2 separate regions of the Homo sapiens genome follow, and region 1 is linked to region 2. A link is an interaction called in ENCODE POLR2A ChIA-PET data of the cell type or tissue named here. Cell type or tissue: GM12878. All regions are shown on one strand. Links, peaks and the distances in the headings refer to the core of each region. The heading gives the core; the rest is flanking DNA.

Region 1 (11,070 bases), core at 1,436-9,435, 71 kb before region 2:
TTACAGGCGTGAGCCACCGCACCCGGCTCCTCAATAATTTTTAAGAGAGGTGAGGGGTTCTAAGTTTAAAAAGTCTGAGAATCACTGTCTTCAAACTTGGCTGCCCATTGGAATCAACATAGGAAGCTTGAAAAAAATACTGGTGCCTGGATTCCACGCCCAGAGATCCCTATATAATTGTTCTGGTGTTTAGCCAGGGTATTGAGAAGTTTTTAAGCTCTCAGGTGGTTCTAATGAGCAGCCAAGGCTAAGAACCACAGCGCTCGTCTAAGGATATTATGGATGTCAAAACAAACACGGCCATGGCTAAGGATGGAGAAAGCAAATATGGTCCATAACAGCAAATACAGACAGAAGAGCAGGAAAGAGTGGACTATCATGTTACCCCAAAAGTACAACAGGACAAAGGAGATATTTTGTAGCTCTAGTAATCAGACAAAAAGTTTTTCTCCTGCCAAGGATGTTGGATTTATTCATACACCACTGCTTCACCAGCTGGGGAAAAGGAAACTAGGTTAAAATGCCACCTAGGTGAGGATTTGAGCAGTTTGGGAGACATAAAGTAATAAAATCTGTCCACACAGCCAGACCTCAAACATAGGAATCAAACCAAAGAAATATGCAGAATGCTCTTCTGGTTCCAAAGAGTCCTGGTGAAAGCTAGGGGTGTGGGTTAGGGAGGGAGATTCAGACCCATCAGGAAACCCACCAGGGTGTGAGGGACACAGGTGAATTTTTATAGCCTCCAGCCTCTCTCAGAGGATCAATTCTTAGCATGACAAGCAGGTGCCAGGGGTGGAGGAAGTAGAGCTAAGTCCTTGGGCTTCAACTGGGTCCAGAGCTACGAAAGTGAAAGGGGTGATGATCAGACAACAGCTTTCAAACTGAAAGAGCTATCAAGCTTTCAGATAACCTGCTGCCCTTCAAAAACTTAAATGTTGCATTAGGATTTTCTACTCAGATGTTACGCCCAGATTAGGCTTTGAAACTAAACATTCAATTCAGTTAAACAATCAGCTGTACACTAATTTACAATCATGGCAGCTACTATGAAGATGGTCTGTCTCTGGGTGGAAAGAAGATAAAAGAAAAGAGAAGCTCATAACAATAGTGATAACTAATATTTATTGAGTATTTACTATACCAGGTAATGTATTAAGAACTTTATATGCAGTCTGGGCACAGTGGCTCATGCCTGTAATCCCAGCACTTTGGGAGGCCGAGGCGGGAGGATCATGAGCTCAGGAGATAGAGACTATACTGGTCAACATGGGGAAACCCCGTCTCTACTAAAAATACAAAAATTAGCTAGGCGTGGTGTTGCGTGCCTGTAATCCCAGCTGAGGCAGGAGAATCGCTTGAACCTGGGAGGCAGAGGTTGCAGTGAGCCGAGATTGCACTGCTGCACTCCAGCCTGGTGACAGAGCGAGACACCATCTCAAAAAAAAAAAAAAAAGAACTTTATATGCGTTATCTCATTTAATCCTCTCAAGAACTTGGTGGCTAGGAAATTGAGGCTAGGTGGCAGCTTGCCTACAAGATGACCACAAAGAATCTTGTTTCCCTGGAATTCACACCTTCACATAGCCTCTTCCACATTGAATCAGGTCTGGTCTGTGTGATCAATGGTATATGAAAGAAGTGACAGTGTGTGACTTCCAAGGCCACATCATAAAATGCATTGTGTATTCCATTTTTATCTCTTGGATCACTTGTTTTGGAGGAAGCTGGCCGCTGTATTGCTAGGACAATCAAACAGCCCTGTGGAGAGGCTCATGTGGAGAGGAGCTGAGGCCTAAGGCCAAAAGCCAACATTAACTTGCTAGCCACATTAGTGAGTCACCTTAGAGAGGGATCCCCCAGCCTCAGACAAGCCTTCAGATGATCACAGCCCCTGCAAACATCTAACAGCTACCTATGAAAAACCTAGAGCCATAACTGCCCAGACAAGCTGCTCCCAAATTCCTGACCCACAAGAACTTTTTTCTTTTTCAGCGTTCCTGAGAGAACTGAGCCCACACTGCCCATGGCAGTAACCCTGATAATGTACCCTTCCTTATATTGATTTTCTCCTTCCCTGCTCATTCTTCCAGTTCCCTTTCTCCTGTTTCCTGGGATCGCCTCCCATGTTCTACACCTGAGTTCTTTTCTCAGGCTCTGTTTTTGGGGAGAACCCAAACTAACACAAACATCATGAGAAGTGTGCCTTTTTAACAGATTCAGATGATCTCCTGCTAAAAGCGTATTAAACAAGGAGTTTAAATTTAGAGAACGAGTTCATCCCTATAAGGTTTTGTTGTTGTTGCTGTTTTTCCTGGCTACCAAGAAAATAGATTTAGAGATTCCTGAAAACTTCACCCAAATTGATACGCATGACTCAGTTTGATTTCATCGGTGTTTGTTACAATTTTCTTTTTTCTTTTTCTTTTTGTTTTTTAGAGACAGGGTGTCACTATGTTGCCCAGGTTGGTCATGAACTCTTAAACTCAAGCGATCCTCCAATCTCAGCCTCCTGAGTCACTGAGATTGCAGGCACAGACCACTGAACTTGTCTTTTATTGGCAATTTTCAACCATGAGTTTTTCCCACCTGCAGATTCTGACCTTGGAACTTTATTGTTAATAAAATTTCTCCCAACTTCAAGGGCAGCTGCCCTGACAATTGGGCTTTTGGCCAGCATGGCCTGTCTAGTCTTCCTGGAGTAAATTTTGACCAGAAACCAGAAATAATCAAGCTTTTAAAGAACAATTTCTAAAGAAAGACTGGCTATTTATTGACTCTTTTCTTGGGTCACCATAAAATCTTTCTTTGACTCTTAGCCAAGTCATGAATATTCTCTTGACGTCCTTGGTATCCCAGTTTTGGTCTGTGTAAAATATTACTGAACATAAAGATTTCCAGGGGAAGCTGTTGAAAATCATATTAAGATACACATAGCCGGCCCTACTTAAAAGCTGGATTGCATTGAGTAAAGTGAGCACAGATACTTTCCAACAGTCTGTCTCCAAAGGTTCTCACTAAGTTGACTTGAAATCAGTAATTGGGGGTGCAGTTATAAGAAACAGTTATTAGAAACAGTTATTCCTAGGGTGATCAATTCATTGTGGTTTGCCTGCGCCCCTTCCCAGTTCTAGTACTAAAATTTCCGTGTCCCCAAATACCCTCAGTCCTGGGAAACCAAGACAGTTGATGACACTACATATTTCTGATGGTTATGTTTCCAGAAGCCTAATTAATCCTTGATATAGCTGAAATTTAGTCCTGGATCATGGTTAAGATAAGATAGGTACTGTGGTAAGTTTGTAAATTTCAGGACTGATTAAGGAAAAGATGAGATGGCAATATTGCACAACAAGCTTATTTGATAGTGCTGTGACAAGGTTGCATAAGAAAGAAAGGGTGTTCTTCCTACCAAGAGCTGATCTAGAGAGAGCTGCAGGCATGGGGCCACCACCTGGAAGGGAAGAGGGAAAGAGAGCACTGAGTGGAGAGGGAAATGGGAGAGGAGGTACACGGGTCTAGGCAGTGTCACTCAGCAGCAAGGTGGGGAGCCTCTGGGTCAGAGTTCTGAAGAGCAGCAGGTCTGTTGGGGTTTTTAGTAGCTACAGAATGTATCTTATATATGGTTAACAGGTGTTGGGTGCAGTTTTGTGGGGTGTGCAAAGAAGTCAGGCTCTAATGGTCTAAAAATAGGCTTATTGGGGCTATATTTAAAGTAATATGTGTAAAAATTTGAATTGGTGCTGGCAGGCTTCGAGTTCATGGTCCTAGCCTGCTGCGAAGAAGTTCAACACATGAGGACCAAGAAACAGGGCCCATCTTTGACCCATTTACATCACATATGCATTCAGATTCCTTTTTGTTTGTTTATTTGTTTGTTTCCAGTTTCCAAAGGCTTTATTGGTAAATATTCTTTAGAAAAGAATGATCAATCCTGTTGCTTCCAAGTCAATGGAATGAAGAACCATGTCCAGGGACACTCCAAGCAGTGCTGAAGAAGACCGCTGCTGTGTCCACCTCTTGTTCATAGGCCCAGTCATAAGCACAAGACTTGTAATCAACCAGCTCTTCAGGTTAAGTTTTTCCCACCCACAGACTCTGACCTTGGAAATATGTAGTGCCATCAACTGTCTTGGTTTCCCAGGGCTGAGGGTATTTGGGGACATGGAGCCATAAACCATAGGCTGATTTATTTTTCAGCACTTTTTACTGAGTCACTGCCATGAATGATGTCCCTGCCAACCTGAATGCAGAAGTCCCCGCCACTGGTGCCTGGCTTAGAATCCGTTGGATTGGTCTCCCAAGCATCACTCGGCCTGTCTCCACTACACTCAGTCCCTCCTCCATGGCCATGAGTTCATGTACTTCACCAGCCCAGGGAGGAATGGACAGTCTTTCAGGTCAGGGTAGAGCTGCTTCAGGTGTTCCTCAGAGGCCCAAAGGTGGAATCCCTTCAGCTCAAAGTGCCTCATGACATTGCCCAGCAGGCCCCACCGCACACCGTGTGGCTTCATGGAGATAAAGGTGCGCTCGAGGTTGGACATGGTCTGGGAAGCTGATGGGGCAGGCAGTGGCTGCACTGCAGGAGCTGAGAGCTGCAGTGACCTGCACCCAGATTTCCTATCATGAGCATTAGAACACATATCTCTCCTGCTTCAGCCTTGCCAGTAAGAACAAGAACTCTCCTCTGCAGATAGCCCCTGCCTCACTCCTTCCCATTCTTGTGCTTCCTTCTTCATATACCAGTGATGAATTTCCCATGACTTGGGGAGAAAAATCCAACTGGAAGTGGAAGGAGATAGTAGTGGTGGTGGTGGAGGGGGTGGTGCGGGGTAGAGGAAGAGTTAGTGATGAATCATGAATACTTAGGTAATATAATGGGACAGGCTTGGGCAGGAAGAAACACTGGGGCAGGACAGTTCATGTGAAGAAAAAAAATGTTGTTCTGGGAGATGCAGGTCAGAGCAGGGCCGTTAAGTCAAAACCACCGGCACTGTAGAGATGAATATTGTAACCAGCTTTTATTTTAATTCAGGCTGTCCCCACATCCAACCCCCCTTTTTTAATTTGCAAGAATCCTCCACCTTGTGTGGTGTCCGTGGGATGTGGTACCTCAACTCTTACCAAAGAATATCAGGATGAAGTCTTCCTCCTTCACGCCCATCATGGAGGTGGGAGCACATGACCCAAGCTGGTTAATCCAATGCCCAGGGACCAGAGTTGAAGGGCAGTTAGCATCTTTCACCGTGTACCACATGGTTATGGTACCCAGCGATAGAAGAGGCATTCAGTACTGGCACGTCCTCTGGAAGTGGAGAGCTGATTTTGGATAGCCCTGGTCAGTTGCTGTTACTTGCATCAAACAGTCCTGATTACATCATGACCTCTCTTTGATCCAGAAGCTGTAAATTTCTACATGCCTTCAGGCAAACTCAGCTCTGTCTTCAAATAAAATAGAGGCAAATCAGATAGCTTTTTTCCCCTTAAAGACAAATTCCTTCCAAGGATTATCAATATATTTATTAATCTCTTCTCTTTATGGGCAGAAAAAAAGTCCCCATGAATTTAAAATGTGAAAATATATTTATTGACTTAAAGATATAATAATTTTAGGGAAGCAAAATAGTTGTGTTCAATTATTTTCACAGCAAGATGCCTGTAAAATGTATATAATTGGATTGATTGGCACTGTTAATGACTCTTCAGATATGTACAAATCTAGTCATACGCTCTAAAATTTGCAGAGACAAATCAATTTAATATGCTTTATTCACTTTCTAAGTTTAACATTGGGATATATTGTGATTGAATAAAACATTCAGATGTGCTCTAATTTACATTTTGCCCACAAAATAATTCCCAATTCTGCTTCATTCATACCATTGTTTAGTATTGTGGTTGTGTTCATCATTTCTTAGCAAGGAGAACATAAGTTTCATCTATTACCAGCTGAATGATTTGACTCAAAAGGCAATTAAAAATCACACTCTTGGGAGGCCAAGGCAGGTAGATCATGAGGTCAGGAGATCGAGACCATCCTGGCTAACACAGTGAAACCCCATCTCTACTACTGAAACTACACACACACACACACACACACACACACACACACACACACACACACACAGAGAATTAGCCGGGCATGGTGGCATGTGCCTGTATTCCCAGCTATTCGGGAGACTGAGGCAGGAAAATTGCTTGAACCCCGGAGGCGGAGGTTGCAGCAAGCCAAGATCACGCCACTGCACTCCAGCCTGGGCGACAGAGCGAGACTCCATCTCAAAAAAAAAAAAAAAATCACATTCAACCTAGACAGTGTTACCAGTTGAGCCACAGGTCAAGCCCAGGTTTAATGTAAAAGAGGACCACACTGGGAGTAGGCATGAAAACTGAGAGTCATGGTCCATTGGACACCATCTTTGAATGACTCACTTGGCCGCCTGCTTTTTATTTTCTCTATAAAATGGATTAACTATTGCCTGACTGTCAATCACTATCACTTTCAAGATATCTTCACTTAATAACAGGTTGTTATGAGGATTAAATAAAGCTTGGGAAAATTCTAGTGACTGCTCCCTATGGATGAACAGAGATAGACTTAAACTTGAAATGATACAAATCTAGTGAGCATAGAAAAATTCTGGATCCGAAGACTTCAGTGGGTTAAAAGGATGGACTTACTTTAGGAACATGCAATTCAATAGAGGTAGAAGAAAACTCCAACAGTTGGATCTATAAATACTAATGAAAAAATTGATGAGTAGATGAATGACTTAAGAGACCAATGTGGAAAAGAATGAAAGGTTTAAGTAGATAATAAAACAGTGAGATATGAAGAACTAAAAATACTTCATCCAGATTTTTTTAAATGCTTCAGTGGGACATAGTAGTTTTCTTCAAATATGTGAAGACTTTCATAAGCAGACATGGTAGACTTGCTCTTGAAAGGCGTATCAGCGGGTTAGAGGTGAAAGTCTGCAAGAACAATTCTGGCTACTCAAGAGATTTTCCAACTTGGCAAGAATGGAAAGAACCTTGGGACATAGTCTTGAGCTGCCCATCACTCTCAGGGCTTAAACGAGATTGAATATTCATTGCTGAAAATGTCAAAAAAGGGATTCAAAGATCAGTCAGCTGGCCAAGCAAGGTGATCTTTAGAGTGCCCTTCCAAACCTGAGATTCTAGATTTCCAAGCCTTGACTCTTAACATCTGTCATGGAACCATTATAGCACCATCTGCCCAATTTCCCCGCTGATGATTTCACCTGACTATGTAATCCTGGAAGAGGGGTGATGCCCATTAACTTGTAGTTGGTTTATATAAGCTAGAGCAAGCTGTGTGGTTTGAATCATGTATGTGTCCATAGGAATCTAAAATAATTGGCCAACTGTAAGCAGTGTTGTTGAATTTCATATTTGGTGAATATGTAAAATGCTTTGAATTACATTGAAACTTCCTAAGTTAACTTTAATATGTTCATGGACATTCATTATTTTCTCGTATTTCCACAAGTTAGAGATAGCTTTCCAATGGACAAATCTTTGCCTTTTATCTTAAGGAGCTGAGGTGATTCAAGCAAGCCATTTGGAAGTTCATAATTTTGTGGTTTTTTCCTTGTAAAATTGTCTTCACGAAGGAATTAAGTAAGCAATATTTGTTTTCATTGAGAATATAATTTTATTTACAACTGATCTATTGTAGAATTTGGGTTCAACCTAGGAAATTATTTTCCTCACATAAGAAAAAATACATCCAGTTTCTTGCTAGAAAAATAATCACTACTTGTTTTGTACATTTAAAATCATGAATTTCTATTCTACTGGTTGTCAAAATAAAGTTAATTTAACTTATTTTTTCCTCTGCCCTTGGCCCTTTTGGAGGGAGACTGGTCATTCCACAGTCGTTCATTCAAGCTTTGGCCACTAGGTGGAGTACTAGTTAAACATTGGCTGGCCTGCTTGCAATCTCACCTTGCACTTGAAAAACGCCAATTTTTTAGTCTTGTTATCAAAAGACCAATTTCATTCACTTTAAAATAATTGTATTTATTCTAGCATTTGTCTCACATGGAAGCATATATATTTTTTATCTGGTAAATAATTTTTTATGTTGTCCTGTAAGAAAATAAGCCACTTAATAAAATGAGTTCCTCATCAAGGGAGCTGTGCAAGCGGAGGCCAGACAACCACTTGGCAGACAAGTTAGAAACAGAATGACGTTTTCACTGTAAATATTTTCGTGTGTAGTATTTTCTGAAAACAAGGACATTCTCTTACATAACCAGAGTGCGATGACCAATACCGTTATCTTACCCAGGGGGTAGCAAGTTTTGGCCTGAAACTCAGTCAAATCCAGCCCACCATCTATTTTTGCAGGGCGCCCTAGGTAAGAATGCTTTTAGATAGTTAAGCTCTTTCTTTCCTTCCTTCTTTCCTTTCTTTCTTTCTTTCCTTTTTTTCTTTTCTTTTTCTTTCTCTCTTTCTCTTTCTTTTCTCTCTCCTTCCTTCCTTCTTTCTTTTCTTTCTTCTTGCTCTGTTGCCCAGACTGCAGTGCAGTGGCACGATGTCGGCTCACTGCAACCTCCGCCTCCTGGGTTCAAACGATTCTCATGCCTCAGCCTCCTGAGTAGCTGAGATTACAGGCGTGTGACACCATGCCCAGCTAATTTTTGTAGAGATGGGGTTTCATCACGTTGGCCAGGCTGGTCTCGAACTCCTGACCTCAAGTGATCCAGCGGCCTCGGCCTCCCAAAGTGCTGGAATGACAGGCATGAGCCACCGCACCCAGCCAGTTAAGCACTATTTAACACATGAAAGTTATATGATATTCACGTTTCAATGTTCATACACTAGATTTATCAGAACTCAGCATGCTCATTTGTTCACACGTCTGTGCCTGCTTTTGTGCTGCACATGCAGAATTTACTGCTTGTGACAGAGACCTGCCAAGGTTCTCTCACCGTTTGGTCTACAGAGCCTAAAATAGTTACTCTCTGGCCCTTTACAAAGAAAGCTTGCAGATCCCTGATCTAATCAACAAACATTATTCAAATCTTTCCAATTGTCCCACTAATGTCCTTTATTTGGCCTGGAATCCAACCTAATTATTTAACTTCTGTGGACCTTGGTTTCTCTCTTTGTGCGATTAAAATAGTAATAGATCTTTCCCATTTAATTTTTGTGAAAATTTTATGAGTTGATCCAATAAATCTCTTGGAACAATGTTTGGCCTATAGAATAACCACCACATTAAGTGTTGGCAATTGTTACTACTTCAATCTTAGTTTTACTTTTCATTTTTAAAAATTCATATATTTGGCCAGGCGCAGTGGCTCATGCCTGTAATCCAGCACTTTCAGAGACTGAGGCAGGAGGATCACTTGAGCCCAGGAATGTGAGACCAGCCTGGGCAACATAGCAAGACCCCATTTCTACAGAAAAAGCAAAAAATAATTATCTGGGCATGGTGACACATGTCTGCAATCCCAGCTACTCAGGAGGCTGAGGTGGGAGGATCGCTTGAGCATAGGAGGTTGAGGCCGCAGTGAGCCATGATTGCACCACTGCATTCTAGCCTGGGCAACAGAGTGAGACCCTGCCTCAAAAAATAAATAAAATAATATATGTATTTTTAAAATTAAGCAATACATACATTCAGTACAAAAGTTAAATGGTACACATACAAAAGAGAATGCTGCGAAATGTAAGTTTCCCTGCTACTCTCTCCAAAGGCTACTGCTTTGGGAAATTTTAAATAACTACGTAGTACTACATGGTATTTTTAAAAAACTTTTTATTTTTTTTTGAGACGGAGTTTCACTCTTCTTGCCCAGTCTGGAGTGCAATGGCAGGATCTTAGCTCACCGCAACCTCCGCCTCCTGGGTTCAAGTGATTCTCCTGCCTCAGCCTCCTGAGTAGCTGGGATTAAAGGCATGTGCCACCACACCTGGCTAATTTTGTATTTTTAGTAGAGTTTCTCCATGTTGGTCAGGCTGGTCTAGAACTCCCGATTTCTGGTAATCTGCCCACCTCGGCCTCCCAAAGTGCTGGGATTATAGGCGTGAGCCACTGCACCCTGCCAAAAATCTTTTTAAAATTAATTATTATTATTGTTATTTTTTTTCAAGATAGAGTCTCCCTCTGTTACCCAGGCTGGAGTGCAGTGGCATGATCTTGGCTGACTGAAAACTCCACCTCCTAGGTTCAAGCGATTCTCCTACCTCAGCTTCCCAAGTAGCTGGGATTATAGGCATGTGACACCACACCCAACTAATTTTTGTGTTTTTAGTCGAGACGGGGTTTCAGCATACTGGCCAGACTGGTCTTGAACTCCTGGCCTCAAGTGATCCGCCCACCTTGGCCTCCCAAAGTGCTGGGATTACAGGCATGAGCCACTGTGCCCAGCCACTGCATGGTATTTAACCAGTGCCTTGTTGGTGTACTTTTAGGTCACTCCCAATTTTTTGCTATTATAGTTACGAAAATATTCTTGTGTTTGTGTATAGACTAAATTCCTCAGTGTGATATGGAAGTACTGGGAAGGAAAGAGCATGATGCCTTTAAATGATATGAAAGCAAGGAAAGGAAGTGCTGGGTAGAGGAGGGCATGGTCCCTGTCTAGGACTCCACCCCCACAGACCTAGATGAGGACAGGCATTTCCTGCCCAAATGTTGCATTTCCCAAGACCACCCTGGCCTGCCACACCCCCATCCTGTGTCTATAAAAACCCGAGACCCTAGCAAGACAGACATACAAGCTGCTGGATGTTGAGCACATAGATGGAGGAACGCATGGGTGGCTGGATGTCAAGAGGAATGTACCAACAGTCACCAACAGAACAATGAGGAGTTTTGCTGGGGCAGTCAGAGGAGAGCCCAGGCTGCTGAGCAGTCCGACTCCAGGGGAAAACCTTCCCACTATATCCCCTTCTGACTTCCCCCAAGTTACCTCCACTCAGTAAAACCTTGCACTCATTCTCCAAGCCCAGGTGTGATCTGATTCCTCCAGTACACCAAGGCAAGAAACCAGGATACAGAAAGCTTTCTGTGCTTGTGACAAAGTAGAGTTT
Region 2 (11,070 bases), core at 1,870-9,869:
CGTTTGGGACCCAAATTCACTGCCTTCACTACTCATCCTATAATGAAGTTACCATCAACAAGTGATACCTCCACCCAGAAATTCCAGTCAGCACCTTATAGCATCACAGTATGAATGTATGTCCAGGGTTTGATAGGCATTGGAGGGAATCTATTATCAAAAAGATAAGGAGGGGGAGAAAGAATCTGGAAAAAATCTTAGAGGAAACATAATCTATAAGGTCAGAAAAAAGCTCAGTTAAAAAAAACAACTATGACTCACATCCTCAAAGAAATAAAACACACTATTGCACCCACAAAACAAGAACAGAATGCTATGAAAATCAGAATGCAGGAGCTCTCCAAAAGTAAAAATATTATAAATGAAATGTGGAAGCCAGTAGGAGGGTTGTAGGATAAATTACAAGAGAATTGCTCAGGAAAAGGAAAAGATGAAAATCAAAGGTGAGAACATAAGAAAATTAGGCTCAATCTAGGCAATCCAACATTTAGAATAAGAAATCTAAATTTTTTTAAATAAATGGAAGGGACAAAAATATGAAAAATAATATTCATCTCCAAAATTAAAATCCTCATAGAATTGTCAGCACAGGGAATAAAAAGAGAACCCAAAGTAAGGCATATAATTGTGAGATATTAAGTTCGTAAGTACAGAAAAGATGCTAAAAACTCCAGGAAAAAAAAAAAAACTGGTCACAGATAAATGACAGGACTCACAACGACATTGGATTTCTCACTAACAATGCTGGAAGCAGAACAATGCCTTCAAATTCAACTCATATATATCATTCTGTAACCAAAAATCCTAAGTAAATAATTAAAGTACTTAGAAAATAGAAAACGCTCTATTATATAGGTTTCTATTTTCTAAGTACTTTAGAAAATTTTCTAAGGGCCACAGTGATACACAGACAATTAAGTACTTGCAAAAAATGCAATGCTCATGTTCTAGCAATTAAAAAGGAGGTCTTCCCACAAGTACATATAAGTTGTTTGTCACAACAGGAGTTATTTTTAACATATAATTTTATACCTTGGTAAATTATCAATCAAGTGTGAAGGTAGCATAGAAATATGATTAAGTACCGAAGGACTTGAAAATTTTACTCTCCATGAACTCTTTCTTAGGAAGCTTTTAGAAACTGTCTTTTAGTAAAACACAAGAGTAATCCAAAGTAATTCCTGGATCCAGGGAGTGGGCATTAAACGCAGGAAAGAGGCAAAGAGAATGCCAAGATTACAGTAGTGCTACAGAGAATGCTGACCAGAAACAAGAGAATGGGAGGAGGTGAGAAGATCTTCAAGAAAGAAAATGGAACGGATATTGCCTGACCTGTCTGAGCACTTGGAAAAAGGACTAGTGGATTGAATACTTTGGGGCATATCTTTAGCAGAAGCTTTTAAATGCAGAGGAAAACCCTCCAGACAGTGGCTCTTGCTTACGTTTTGCCTGTTATTAGCTACGTGACCTTGAGAAGGTTGCTTACATTCCATGTTTCCTCCTTTGTGAAAAAACAGGGTTTTCTTGACTAGTACAGACATCAGAAGCTCAAGTGTCTGCAGGATTGAAATAGTTTGGAGTTAGGATAATAGAAATGAACATGCCGTACCTTAGACAGTAGCCTCTAATTAGATCCAGTGTGTTCCATTTTTTGTTGTTGTTGTTATTTTGGGTTTTGTTTTTTGAGACAGGGTCTTGCTCTGGAGTGCAGAGGTGCCATCACACATCACAGCTCACTGTAACCTTGAATTCTAGGGATCAAGAGAGCCTTCCACCTCAGCCTCCCAAGTAGCAGGGACTACAGATGCATGCCACCATGCCTAGCTATTTTTTTTTTAAGACAAGCCCTTGCTATGTTGCCCAGGCTGGTCTTGAACTCATGGCCCCAAGTGATCCTCTTGCCCTCAGACTCCCAAAGTTGTTGGGATTATAGGCATGAGCCACCACACCTGGCCCAGTCAATTGTTTCAAAAAAGCAAATGAGAACTCAGTAATATTGGTTAGCCCCAAAAGTCAAAAGAATTTGGAAACCTGTCAATTTTTCCAAATATTAAGATAATTTTCATGTAAAACAAAAAGATCTGGCCACCAGCAGAGGATGTTTAGAACCTGTCAATTACAGACAAGGATGAGCTCTCCATCACAAATCCAGGTGGAAAGCCAATACCATGACAAAGGTATCAAATTTAATCTCCAGCAACTAGAAAAGTGTATGGGTTCTAGGATGTGCTCAGTAAATATTTACTGAATGAACACCTGAGGAAGCAGAATTACTAAAACAACAAGAGACATAAAATGAATGAAAAATAGCATCCTTTGATGAATAGGACAGGATGTCATATCTTGAAAGAGGAACAGGTTATTATAAATAGTAAGAGTGAGTTAATGATTTACAAAACTGGCCCATACCATTTCCTAAGAATGTAGTGTGAAAGAAAAGTTTAGAGACATGAAAACAGAACAGAAGTTTCAATATTTTTCTAATAGTAATTATCAAAAGGAAGAATAGATTGAAGAGAGGAATATACTCAGAAAGAGAGAGAAAGAGAAAGAGAAATAACAGAATTCCTAGAAACAGAAGGAAGACAGAAGTTCTCTTATTGAAAGAACTATGTATTAAAGAGAATGAATTGAAGAATTAAACTGAGAATGAATTGGGATGATCAACAATTACAATTTCAGAATATCAGGAATGAAGAAAAAAATCTCAAAGGCCAGAAAATTAACTAGAAAGAAATGAGAATCACATTGATGTCAGCACATTGGATGCTGATAGATAAATAATTTCAAATAGAATTCTCTCTACAGCTAAGGCATTGTTCAAGAGTCAAAAAAAAAAAGTAAAGCCATTTTTGATAATTCTAGGTTTTAGAATGTTTATCACTCACCTGATTGGAAAGAATTGTCAGAGGATATATTCCAACAAAAATGAATGAAGACAGGGATCCAAGTAGCAAAATAAAAAGCAAAGCTCATTGTTAAATTATAATTATAATAATTATTATTATTGAGATGGAGTCTCACTCTGTCACCCAGACTAGAGTGCAATGGTGCACCTTGGCTCACTGCAACCTCCACCTCCTGGGTTCAAGAGATTCTCCCACCTCAGCCTCCTGAGTAGCTGGGATTACAGGCACCCGCCACCATGCCTGGCTAATTTTTGTATTTTTAGTAGAGGCGGGGTCTCACCATGTTGGCCAGGCTGGTCTTGAACTCCTGACCTCAGGTGATCCGTCCGCCTAGGCCTCTCAAAGTGCTGGGATTACAGGCATGAGCCACCGTGCCCGGCCCTCATTGTTAAATTAAGTGCAGATGTTAAAATAAAAAACTGGAATTAAATTGAGATAATTTTTTTAAATTAAACTTAAAAGTTAAATATTATCTTAAATATAGTATACACGGCAAAAAAAAATGGAACTAAAATCTCAGATGATATAACATAGGACGTAGCAAAAAAGGTAGGGATGAAGAAGGGAACAGAATGAAAATGTTCTTGTCTTACCATATGGGAGAATATGCAGCAAAAGAATAGAAGTGTTCAAGACTTTTAACAACTTCATCTCATAGAGATAGAAAAAAATGTCAAATCAACAGAGAAAATGCAGTCTTCTTTTAAAAAATCGCAGAATAATCATAAAAATTAACCTTTTATTAGGTCATAAATCTCAGCTATCCCCAAGAAAAATGACACATTACATTTACTAACCAAACTAAAATAAAACTCAAAATTAAAACGGATATGTAATCTAAATTTTTCTAAATTTTCAAAATTTTAAGCACCTTTCTACAATCTTGACTTAAAGATGAAATTGAAACGGAAAGCTGGGGTTATTTAGAAGCACTACACAAACACTGATAGTAAGCCCCTTCCTCAGTGTCAGGCCCAAACCAGGAGGTACAGGGCTTATATGGGAGAAGATTTTAGTGAATGAGAAATTGAAACTTCAAATTGGACTGTGTTAAAGCAAGCTAAATTTGGCCTGAGCATGCTTCTCAACTTTGAGTTTATAAGGAACTGCAACCTAACTTAGTTTATCAACTCACTGAAAGCCTGATTAGTAATATGCTTTTGTAACAAATAGCTGAGTCTCAGCCAATCACAGCAGCTGAGCTCTAGCCAGTCACAGGTGCCAAGTGATTAGAACAAGTTTGAATAAGGCAAACCCAGAGCTGTAACAATCAAGCTGTTGCTATACCTCACTTCCATTTTCTGTCTTAAATGCTGCCTGCCCACCTTGCTGGGCAGAGTCCTCTGAACCTTTCCTGGTTCTGAGAGCTGCCTGATTCTGGAATCGTTCTTTGCTCAATTTACTCTGTTAAATTTAATTTGTGTGAAGTTTTTCTTTCCACAACTAGAATGAACTGAAAACACTAGAAAGTTCAGGAAGTGCCCTAATTACAGTAAAGGGACAGGACAGGGAGACCCCTGAGAAAGGGAAGAAGGAAGGGAGGAAGGAAACCCAAAGCTACTACTGTTTATTCCCACTGAGCTCATCCCACTGAGTAGGCTACGTGGCTAGTTAACACATCTCCACACCCTTAAACAGATGTCAGCCATACCCTCAGTGCCTCCAACTTAAAAGTTTGTGGGCCCACACTCATTCATTATCAGACACATAAGAAAGAACATAGGATATGTGCTCCGCAATTTTTTTTTTTTTTTTTTTTTTGAGACAGAGTCTCACTCTGTCACCCAGGCTAGAGTGTAGTGGCCTGATCTTGGCTCACTACAACCTCCTCCTCCGGGTTCAGGCGATTCTCATGCCTCAGCCTCCTGAGTAGCTGAGATTACAGGCACATGCCACCACACCCAGCTAATTTTTGTATTTTTAGTAGAGACAGGGTTTTGCCATGTTGGCCAGGCTGGTCTCAAACTCCTGACTTCAGGTGATCCACCCACCTTGGTCTCCCAAAGTGCTAGGATTACAGGCCTGACATCAAATACTTAAACCACCATCACACTCGGCCTGACATCAAATACTTAAACAAATCTCTGATGTCAGAAATAATTTATATGGAGTACTGCCTGAAAAATATATAGTCTTTGATACTCTACCTCTCTAAACATAAAAGAATGATCTATCTGGACTTCTTGATAGTATAGAATCTTTACAATATATATTTTGGCAGCATAGTGTCTATCCACACTAAGGAATATTGAGATTAATTTTCTTAAGTTTCAGTATGAAGCATAGATATGCTTTACCTTAACAAATGTGTTTTTTAATCATAAAAGCAGTGTAAATTTCAGAACTGATTTCCCTCTTTGGGTCAGGTTCTAGAAATCTAAAGCCAAATTCATGACAAACTAACAAATGCATGGACCCCCACAGTAGACATTGTTTTCTTGGTTTTATTTTACTTTTCCTTCCCCCTTTTTTTTCTTTGCCTTGATATCATGACTCATTTTCTTTTGTTGTATACTACGCAATTTTCAGCTATCTCACATCTTTTTTAGAACAATGTGAGGCATAAATAAATTTTGAGAATAAAGATTTGGTGTGGTTAACACCATTCATTAACACAATGCACCAGCTACTTTATACATAGCTTTAGTCCTTCTCAGCTTTTCTAGTGTCATGTGGTGCATGCTAAATATGTAAGATCCACAATTGCACTGAATTTATAATTACGTGAGGCAAGTGTATAAATGTTAGCACTTGCTCGGCCGGGCGCGGTGGCTCATGCCTGTAATCCTGACACTTTGGGAGGCCGAGGTGGGTGGATCATGAGGTCAGGAGTTCAAGACCAGCCTGAGCAATATGGTGAAACCCCGTCTCTACTAAAAATAGAAAAATTAGCTGGGTGTGGTGGCAGGTGCCTGTAATCTCAGCTACTTGGGAGGCTGAGGCAGGAGAATCACTTGAATCTGGGCAGCAGAGGTTGCAGTGAGCCGAGATCATGCCACTGCACTCCAGCTTGGGTGACAAAGTGAGACTCTGTCTCCAAAAAAAAGAAGAAAAAAAAAAAGCACTTGCTTTTACTCTCTAAGACTGGAATGATGCAAGACCAAAAAAACTGGCAAGATGGTTAGGTCAGTTGATGTGGAAGGCTTATAATACTGCCACCACCACATGTAGTGAACACCTTAGGAGGAATCAATGGGTCCCACAAAAATCCATGAGTGTTCAGACCAAGTGCGCTGAACACCAGGACATAATGATCAGACAAGGCAGCATTTGCGCTTTAGCTCCTTTACTGCAGAAACTGTTTCTAATTCCTGAGTAGATTCTGGTTCTGGGCACAGGATTGGAGTAAGAAAGGAACTGATTTTCCTGAAAGAGGAGAAGGAAGGACACTTTCAGAGCCTTCAACATATGGCTGGTACACACTACTGCCACTGTTCAATGACTGTACTAGCCCCAGAGTTCCCTCTAGTGGTGTCAGTGCTCAAGTCACATTACCACGTGCCATGCAATATGGGACCATCCTATTTTCCTTCCTTGCAAAGCTCCCAGAATAACATGATATTCCTTCTAACAGTAATTTAAATATTTAATTTTAAATTTCCTTGGGCATTTTTAAAGCAAACAAATAGAGCTCCCACCATGTGCTAGGCACTATTCTAAGAACTTCACAAATATTAACTTGCTTAATTATCATGAGAATCCTGTGAAATAGGTACTATCATGATCTCTATTTTTTACAGATGGGAAAAGTGAGTCACATAACTTTGCAAAGGTCACATAATGAATCCATATGGTCCTCAGAACAGCATTATGGATTAGCAGGAGTAGGGAAATACACATATTCATTAAACCCAGATTTGGTAAAGTAAAACACAGAAAGTAAAAGAGTAACGTAAACCCACCAGATTGGGGTTTTGGAAACTTGGATTCAAATTCTCTCTTTGCCACTGACTAGCTGTGTAGGTGAGGTGGTCACAAACTCACTGGACTGTGAAAAAGAAACTTAAAAATTCTCTATGGCCCATCTTAGGCTTAACTGCTTATGCTTTATAATTTAAATCTGTCCTAGGAAACTGATATTTCTATAGATGACCAAACAGAATACCACACTCACACACAAGATACTTACGACAACTCTGGTATATACTTCTTCTGCAAAGTCGATGTTCTGGAATCTGTGTTCTGCAGGAAATGTGTACTTGGTCAGCCACTCCAAGAGTGGCAGGTCTATGCTACTTCCAGCAAAGGAATACTGAGAGGCATGGATGTGTGTATCAACCAGCCCAGGCATGAAGAACTCACTGGAAATTAAGATGAGAATAAAAGTATTTAATAATATCTTCAGTCATTTCCCATATTTTTAAATCACATTTTTTCCCAAGCATGATTTCACTGTTCACCCACACAGGTTTATAGGTAATGCAATCAGACAACTGTAAATTCTCCAATTATTTAGAGGTCAGGACATAAAAATGAAGCTCTGCTAGGAGAGATATAGCTTCTAGGTTGGAATGGCTGGTCGGGGTTAACCAGTGATGACGAAGGGAGGGAAAAACACAGCATTGAGCAGAAGCAAAGCAGTGGTGGCACAAGAAAGGACGGGAACTCTGATTTAATCCCATGACTTTGTTCTCACAACTGATAGTTGTAGGTCAGAGATCAAGAATGGAAGAGGAGGCCTTTAAAACTTCTAGAGCCGTGCTGAGCAATGTGCACACCAGTCACTAAGGGCAACTAAAGGTGAGAAACAGACTGGCTGCAATTTTAGACTCAGCAGTCATCTTGATCTTGTCTGACTACAAGAAACCTAGTCTTTTCCCACGTGTTACAGAAACTGAGTTCTGAAATAGAAGCAGCAAGAGCAAGCTGGTTAGGGACAGGCGATCTCAGGAGATGGACCACAAACGGGCAGTGGTGTAAGTAGTGAAGCGAAGAGGGAGTTACATATGATGCTGTGACAACCATGCTCAGGATGCTTGTGATCACTAATGCTACCACCATGATCCACCAATTAATATTCATATTTCTATTAATTCTTATAATTAGAAAGTCCTGGAAAGTGTTCAGAGGCACTACCCACAGAATTGAGGCAGTATGGTGCTAACAGACACTTCATGCTTTTCTAAAGAGCTAATGCAGTTCACCACAGTCACTATTAAGTATCCAACCTCATCCAAACAGATATTTGCCAAAAGATGGGACCCTCTACTGCCACCATTATCCTAGGTAAGTATTCAATCACATAAGCAACTTGAACTTGAAACCTAACATTACAAATAATTCCTCATGCTATCAAATCAAATGTATACATACCACCTAACTGTAAGCCAAATAAAGCCATGAGTAACTCTAAATGCTTTATTTTAAAACAAGAGCAAGGAATGGCAGACTCAGTGGTCATCTTGATCTTGTCTGACTACAAGAAAGCCTCTACATCGCATGGAAAAGACTAGCTTTTTTGTAGTCAGTTATTATAATAATGATGGTGACAGCAGCTAATGTTTCCTGAATATGTACATTCACTAGGCACTGGCACAGCGTTCTACATACATCATCTCATCTGTGGGCAGCAGTTGAGTTAAAGTGTATACATTCTGGTTTTGGCCTGCTAAGATCTGAAATCAGGTTTGACCATAAATCAGCAGTTAGATATTTGACATATTAAAAAAAAAAAAAAATTCTGTGTGACTCAGTTTCCCCTTATGTAAAATGGAGATAGTAGTAGCATCATAGGGCTGTCATGAGGATGTATTTAGTGTGTGTAAGAACAATGCCTAGATAATGGAAAGCATCAATAAATGTTATGGATGATGATGATGATGATGTAATGTTCACAAGAAACTTAGTAAGTATGAGAGTACTGTTACCCTCCTTTACATAAGGGTAAGCTAAAGCTCAGGGAATTTATGTAGCTTGAAAAAAAGTAACTGTTAACTAGTCAGCTTTGGCGCTGAGATTCAAACCCAGGCAGTTTGTCTGTAGGTTCAGTACTCTCGGTCACTACGTTCCACGTGATGGAATTGTTAATTCACTGACTATGGAAATAAAGAACTGTGACAAATTTTTAAGGACGTCAAGAAGGCAGCATTAAGTGGGCCTATAATGTGGGAAGCACTCTGAAAGGGAGGGTGGAATATGGATTTCTCTCAGGTATCAGTCACTGATCTCTCTACAATGTCAGTCCTTTGGGTCTTTGCTTTCTCTCCCGTCATAAAACGGAATAGCAGTGTAACTTCCTCATGCAGTTAAATTGTTTAACCAAATAATATTTCCCAATGTCTACTATATTTAGGAAACCGCCAAGCCCTGTGGAGAGTCCAGAGAAAAATAAGGCATATTGTCGTCAAAGACTTTATAATCTAGTTGAGGAGGTTACGGGTGAATGAGGGAGACAGAGAGGAGGAGGAAGAAAAATGAGGAGAAAGAAAAAGGAGAGGAGGAGAAGAGGAAAAGGACGAGAAAGGAGGAGGAGAAGGAGAAAAAGAGGAGGAGGAGGAAGAGGAGGAGGGAAGAAGAAGAGCAAGAAAAGGAAGAAGAAGGAGAAGGGAGAAGAGGCAGAAGAAAAGAAGGAGAGGAGGCTGGGCACGGTGGCTCACGCCTGTAATCCCAGCACTTTGGGAGGCCAAGGCGGGCAGATCACGAGGTCAGGAGATCGAGACCATCCTGGCTAACACGGTGAAACCCCATCTCTACTAAAAATACAAAAATTAGCCAGGCGTGGTGGCAGGCGCCTGTAGTCCCAGCTACTCGGGCGGCTGAGGCAGGAGAATGGCGTGAACACGGGAGGCGGAGCTTGAGGTGAGCAGAGATCATGCCACTGCACTCCAGCCTGGGTGACAGAGCGAGACTCCATCTCAAAAAAAAAAAAAAAAAAAAAGAAAGGATTCAGATTTGAGGGTCTTATATAGGTAACTCTAGAAGTTGGCGATGCCAGAGTTCTCTGTGGAAGGAAGAACAAACCAACATCTTAAGCAGCACCTTCGACTTCAGGAGTAAGACTGAGAAAGAAAAGATCAGGATCAATCTTGGCAGAGTTATTGTCAGGAGGGTAGAGGGAACCCAGGACAGAGAGGTGTCAGGGACAGTAAAGAAGAGACATTCAAGAAGGAGCAGGGCAGTGACTAGTGCCAAAAACTGCAAGGGTCAAAAATGCATGGCCTCAGGAATAATCCTAAGACCCCCAATTTTGGAAAGATTTAGCTCTTCCTTTAAAAAGTAGTCACTGAGTCTCTAGAATGTTTTTGTTACTGCACTAAGTGCTAAAAAGAGAGTGTTTGAGAAAGTCCTGTGCAGATGGAGAGCGCCCTTTTAAAATATTTGGTAGTGAAAGTTAGGATGAAGAAGAGTTCAAGTCACTTTATGTTTTTCATGTAGGAGAAATGAGCATGTTCATTGTAGCTGAGATGAGAGAGTGAAAGATGATTCAGAGTACAAAGTCTTCAGAGGCAACAGAAGCGCAAGGATTTATTGCATCTGAAGTGTGATTTTTTTACCCAGAAAAGTTACAATCCTTTTAAGGAAATAGTAAGCATCGTGAAATGATTATTAATAAAAAGATTCCCAGAATCAAGGTTACAGTCCAGGATTAATTACAGATAATATTGGTACACACAGAAGCATGGAATGTGAGAGTGCACATGAGATTAGAGGTCAGTGAGCCCACCTGCTCATTTTATAGAGAGAACAAAAGGAAGGTCTGGGATTGCAAGTTTATTTTTGACTTGCAATTTGTTGGTGGCTCAGCTAGGATTCAAACTCGGTTCTCCACTCACAACATCACTTATGGCTAAATTGTAGCTACTACAAGCCCAGCTGCAGGCAAAGCAGAGAAGAGATCTGAAGGCAGCAGCAGAAGGTAAAAAAGCTCTCCTTTCTCCCTTCTTTTCAGCTTTCCTCTTCTCACTTTACTTAATCAGCATCATAATTTCCTCAGAGAATCTCAACTTCCCCCAGGTATTCCAAATCTGCAGTGTTGGCCAAGCTGTATCATAACCTGAGCAAAAAAAATTTTATATATATATATATCCCCCTATATATGCTTATCAGAACATCCACCTATCTTTTCACCAAATGGAACACATTAATAAAGTTTTATAATCAGAAAACAATACAGGTATATATCAATACATGTGTGTATTACCCAAACCATCATCACCATCAT

Evidence for each region. Peaks named below come from ENCODE experiments on the same cell type or tissue, not always from the same donor. Only the 100,000 strongest peaks of a DNase experiment are listed, where the experiment ranks them.
Region 1: POLR2A ChIA-PET joins it to region 2 with 11 read pairs; 4 of 35 experiments call an interaction of 5 or more read pairs at or near these places.

The regions. Positions count from the first base shown.
Region 1 is chr9:72,268,927-72,279,996 of GRCh38, reverse strand. It overlaps the pseudogene LOC100289320. Among named protein-coding and RNA genes, the nearest start is that of LINC01504, 31 kb to the left of the region's middle. In GM12878, for the core only: a CTCF peak has its summit at 7,924 (motif pointing right); a DNase peak (open chromatin) is centred at 6,412.
Region 2 is chr9:72,198,711-72,209,780 of GRCh38, reverse strand. It overlaps GDA (guanine deaminase), which reads right to left. Exons shown (of 14, transcript NM_004293.5): 3 at 7,039-7,210. Among named protein-coding and RNA genes, the nearest start is that of GDA, 55 kb to the right of the region's middle. RefSeq lists a silencer at 6,292-6,451. In GM12878, for the core only: a CTCF peak has its summit at 6,368 (motif pointing left); DNase peaks (open chromatin) are centred at 2,402, 4,020 and 6,356.